Linked DNA regions of Homo sapiens: region 2 is linked to region 1. The links are chromatin loops, found by intact Hi-C in ENCODE. Cell type or tissue: heart left ventricle. All regions are shown on one strand. Region 1 overlaps MED27 (mediator complex subunit 27). Region 2 overlaps MED27 (mediator complex subunit 27).

Region 1 (2,500 bases):
AATCACTGAACGACTTGTTCTAGTCATAACCATACATTAAAGCAAATGCACACTCAGAGTCAGAAACAGTCAACACATCTGAGGAAACCGCAGAACCCCTCCTGGGACAAACACGCTATTTGTATGACAGTAAGTTTGATAGTCATTCATCAGACAATCAACTCCTTGAGGGGAGAGTCTGAGGCTCACGTCTTTAATTCCTGCAATAATCCTGCACATAATGCATACTCAATAAACATGTGGTGAACGGGACTGATTTAAGTAGACTGAATCAAAGAGAAATAAAGATCCCAGAGTAAACACAACTTTGTTCTGTAATTGTTTCTTCTACAAGTAGTAAAAATTTCTTAATCACAAAATGTCATCCAACAAAGTGAACAGACACAGTGAAGTTGTGCCCTTCCTCTCCCCTTTACTGAGGGCATTACTGTAGGGCAGCTGGGTTATAAAGCAGGACTGAGATGATGACAAACGGAAAGTAACTCACACAAAAACAGACCTTCCTGGGCGAGGTGCCTCGGCTGGAGCTCCAGATTTTCCCACCTCAGGACTCATCCCCCAACCTCTTAAGTGAATTGCTTTCGGGTGTCTACTGAACAGAACCTTCAGTAGAGAAGCCTTCTCCAAGGCCCTCAAATGCACACCAGACAAGTGTCATCAATCACGGTATCCTTGCCCTGTCCTTCATAGTACACATCACAGTCTATCTCACACATGTGGGGGAATGACTGTTTATTTGTTTACCTTGCCCACTAGACTGAGAACTCCACAGGGGGAAGGCACAGGCCATATTTCTCCCTGCCATCAGCCCCCAGCACACTGTCCAGCACACAGCAGGCTCTCAACAGACAACTGATAAATGAATCTTGCACGTGGACTCCTTACAACTCTATTCAGCACAACAGAGTCTGAAGCTGGGGCTTAGGAATCACAGGGACCTAGATGCTCAAGTTCTCACAGTGCCCTCATCTTGGACAAGTTACTTTAACCTCTCTAAGCTTTGGCATCCTTATCTGTGAAATAAGGTAGCATCACTATCCTCTTCACATAATCATTATGAGAAGTAAAGGAGTGAACACAGCACATAAAGCACTTAACACAAAATAGGCAAATAATGGTATTAGCTGTTCCTTTTATGTGTACAAACATTGTCTTTTTCTGCACAAAAAGGTTAGGAACTTCTGTTTGTGTCTACAGAAATACAAAGCCTCAAAAAGTTAATTGCAGTCATGAAAACACCTCGAAGCATGAGCTTTAAAAGCAGGGATGTTCTTTCAGGTTTCTGGTTCATTTTACTACATCAATGCATTTCAGTTAGTAAGCACAGTTCTTTTCATTATTTTTCTAAGAAGGCCAACGAGAGAGTGGACAGACTGTTCATATTTGGCATGATCCTGAAATGACCTAGTCAGGAAGTGAGCTGGAGTAAATGGATCTGGCTTCTAGAACAGGGACTATGCTGGAGAGCTTTCGTTTGTCCCTCTGCCATCCCGCACTGTGCCCCAGGAGGCTGGCCTACACACAGATTACATCAACAAGCCTTTTTCCTCTCTGGCTTCCAGCTGTGTTCTGACCAATACTAGGCACTGGCCGGAGACTCAGAGGGCAGGAGAAGCACGAGGCCAAGGGTCCTTGTCCTTGAGGGCTAGCTGTGACAACTCAGTAACAGCAAAACACCAATTTCTCCAATCCTACAGCAGGAAAGGTCTGGTTCATTCCACTATTCAGCAGAGGCACCAGCAGCAGAGGATAACAGGGACATGGACTGGGGGGAAGCAGAAGTCACCCATGACCAATGACATCACAGACCTTGTTCCTGGCGGCAGGGGGGCAGCAGCAGCTATGTTTCATGTTCACTGTTTCTCCACCCCCTGCCCCACTACCTTATGTAAAGAGCATTGGGTGGGAAATGACCAGAGCCTTCACCCTCTCCAGACCCACCCTCTCCACAGTGGTCTGTGCCCCAAAAAGCTGACCCACGTGGACTGCATCCATGGGCTCCTTTGCCCTCTGGCTGAGTTTGGCCAAAGGGAGATGTGGAAGGTGGAAAAGCAGTGAGGTCAGGGTATTTATCCTGCCTACAAATTCCCCAGGAACTGGCTACAACCCTCATCATAGCTCTGTCAGGATCCCTCTCCACGCAGCTCTCTCTCTCACTCTGGGCTGCAGTAAGTATGCCCTCCTCTTACCCCTGGGGGAAGGATAGTAACAGCTCCGCCCATGGGCACTAGCCCAGGTACTGCCCTAGTCCCTTATGGGTTCCTTATACCCTGCCCACACCTTTGGAAACAGTCCCTTTATTAAAGTCTCCTCAATCTGGAAATCGTTCCCTTAGACAATTTCTTCTCAGAACAAAAAGTTCTTCCTAAATAAAACACATGACATTAAAACCAACCCTGCTAGAGTAAGAAACATGGTAAATTGAAGAATATTTAAACCAACTGAAGGTAACAGTGATATAAGTATTCTAGATTAGTAATGAAACAAAATTTACATGCGC
Region 2 (2,500 bases), 62 kb before region 1:
TAGAACCTCTATTTAGTAGCTTCGTCTTGCAAGGTGAACAGGTGATAGGCCTATCAGTTTGGGTAGAATGCTGCAAACCAGCTATGGTGACGGATCTCTCCATGTTGTTACCCACATTTTCCAAACCATAAACTTCTATGTGGTCACCCTCTCAAATCTGCTGACCCTCCCCAGAGAATAAGAGTGAACAAGAGCCTCACCCAAGAACACAGTGTTACAGGTCTATTATTCTTCAACTTTTCACTTTCAATCAGGACATGCATTTGTTACTAAAAAACTGCTGAAAGCACAATTTCAGGGAATCCTCTGCATATGAATTAAACTGGATTCCCCTTTCCCTGGCTTTCACCCTTCCCCCTAGAAGTAACAAGAGGCCATTTTTCTGAAGGTCATCTGAACAATTTCAAAGGCTATAACAAATCAAAATGTTCCCTGCATCTGATATCAAACAGGGCTGATGCCAACACTTATTAGAGAAATCAGATTCAGCTCCCCACCCCCTCGACCCACATGCACACACACAGCCAACTTTGAAGTGGGAAGAATGCAGGGATCAGAAATTACCCTGGAGACAGCTCTGGCTGTCTTTGAAGGTTTCCTTTGATACCACCATTTCTTTTCCTCTCTTATGCTCGGAGGCTAAAAGCTGCCTTTTTTATTGATATGGGGTAATTAATGAAGCTATAGCATTAACATAACCTAAATCCCCCAAAAAGTTAAATTCGAACGAGACACATTTTTTTTTCAGTTAAGTCTGACTGGTATAAAATCAGGACAATGGCCAGGTATTCATCTTCAATCCTGCCTTTTAACATGCTGAGTCGTGGCTCTTGCTACTCCCTGAGTACAATGAATAAGTGGTTGGTAAGTCTGAAAAGCATTTTTATTTTATTAGAGGAATCAGGCTATTGGTCCTTGGTATCAAAAATATGCATTGCAGGTAAAGAGACAGGATGCTAGGGTCATGGCGGTGGTTGTTAGAGCAAAGTGCAAAGTGCAAAGTGATAGCCTTGCTGGGCTGGATTCTGATGGGGAAAAAACCTGCAAGGTCTGGAAATTAGGGGTGGTGCTGGGCCACTACAGCAGCAAGAAGGATAATGAAACTTTCGAATGTGCTGGTTGCTTTGGGCTTGGAGGACAGAGACAACCGCAGAGGCAGAAGTTAAGCCCATAGGAGGCTTCCTGAGCCACACCCAGGGCCTCTGTGGCTGTGCTCCAGGAGACTGCAGCAAAACACCCCCCTGCAGCCACCTAGGCACCAACTCAGCAAACGCAGGCTGCGTCCCGGGAGCAGCGACGTCTCCAGCAACAACGTGCTCTTGTAGAACACATGTCAGGCCCCAAGGGCTCCTTCCAGACGCCACATTTCATTTGGGATGTGCCAGACAATTCAACACATTAATTGCACTAATGCCTAGATTGTATATAAATAAAGTACACACACACAGAGTACTCAAAATAGAGCACTAATAATGTCTGCATGGTTTATTTTTATCATTTGTGAAGTGCTCTGAAAAAAAGGGGCTAATCAAATTGGCTAGGATGAGATTCTGAGTGGAACAGTCATTTGAGAGCTTCTCTGCCAAATGTGGTCAGTGTGTCCTTAAAATAACAAAGAGGCCTGGTTCTCTCGGTCTTGCAATTTCCACTTTTAGGGTCCCTGCTTAAGCACTGCTTGGGCCAACGCATACAGTTGTAAAGGGGGACGCAAGGCTTCCTGTCCAACCACATTTCTGATGTCAACCAGGGTCCCAAATGTACAGCCATTTTCCTTCGGAGAAAGAGAGAGGCCGGGCTAATCTCTCATCAGGAGGGCCTGAGGTCTCCCTTTACTCGTGTGTCTCCTTTATCCTCTGACTTATTTACAACTTCAATTACTGCCGCTCCTTTTAGTCCCCATTTCTCATTTTTGATTCTCCACTTTCCATTCCAGCTTAAGCATTTTCATATCCCAAGTAGGCTTTTTCATCATCTCCTCCCAGACAGGACTGGGCTCCTACCGTGCTCCTGGCACAGAAGTGCACCCTACAGACAGACAGTCACACGATGGAGCCTGTGCCCTTGAGGAGCTCCTGGTAGATGCAGGATTGAGATCCAGCCCTGTGTGGCTGTGGGCAACGTTACCATTCTAGGTCTCAGTTTCTCCATGTGTAAGATGAGTCTAAGAGCAGCACCTGTCTCATGATGCTGTGAGGAGGATTCGACAGCCACCGTGGGCAAAGTTCGCTTTGTGCAGTGCCTGCCTGACCAACGTATGTTAGTATTGTTAGTATTTTTATTAATTGCAAGATGGACATGTAAATAATCATGATGCACCAATTCTAGTACTAGGAAAAGATTGTTCTGAATTCTATGGGTGTATGGATAATGATGATAACTCTGTGCTGTAAGGAGAGGCAAACCCAGGTCGGCCATCTCTAGAGCCCATGTTCATAAGCAAAGAGGCTCTTGGGAAAATGGAGACAGGATGGGAAGGAAGATGGCATTCAGCCACTGTAAA

Evidence for each region. Peaks named below come from ENCODE experiments on the same cell type or tissue, not always from the same donor. Only the 100,000 strongest peaks of a DNase experiment are listed, where the experiment ranks them.
Region 2: it touches region 1 in a loop (6-fold over the local background); 1 of 110 quality-filtered maps calls a loop at or near these places.

The regions. Positions count from the first base shown.
Region 1 is chr9:131,950,594-131,953,093 of GRCh38, forward strand. The region is part of intron 3 of MED27 (mediator complex subunit 27); the gene reads right to left. Among named protein-coding and RNA genes, the nearest start is that of MED27, 130 kb to the right of the region's middle. In heart left ventricle, no CTCF peak of the experiment used is centred here; a DNase peak (open chromatin) is centred at 1,536; H3K27ac peaks cover 779 bases.
Region 2 is chr9:131,888,655-131,891,154 of GRCh38, forward strand. All of the region lies in intron 5 of MED27 (mediator complex subunit 27), which reads right to left. Among named protein-coding and RNA genes, the nearest start is that of RAPGEF1, 150 kb to the left of the region's middle. RefSeq lists an enhancer at 726-1,257. In heart left ventricle, no CTCF peak of the experiment used is centred here; a DNase peak (open chromatin) is centred at 1,252; H3K27ac peaks cover 2,281 bases.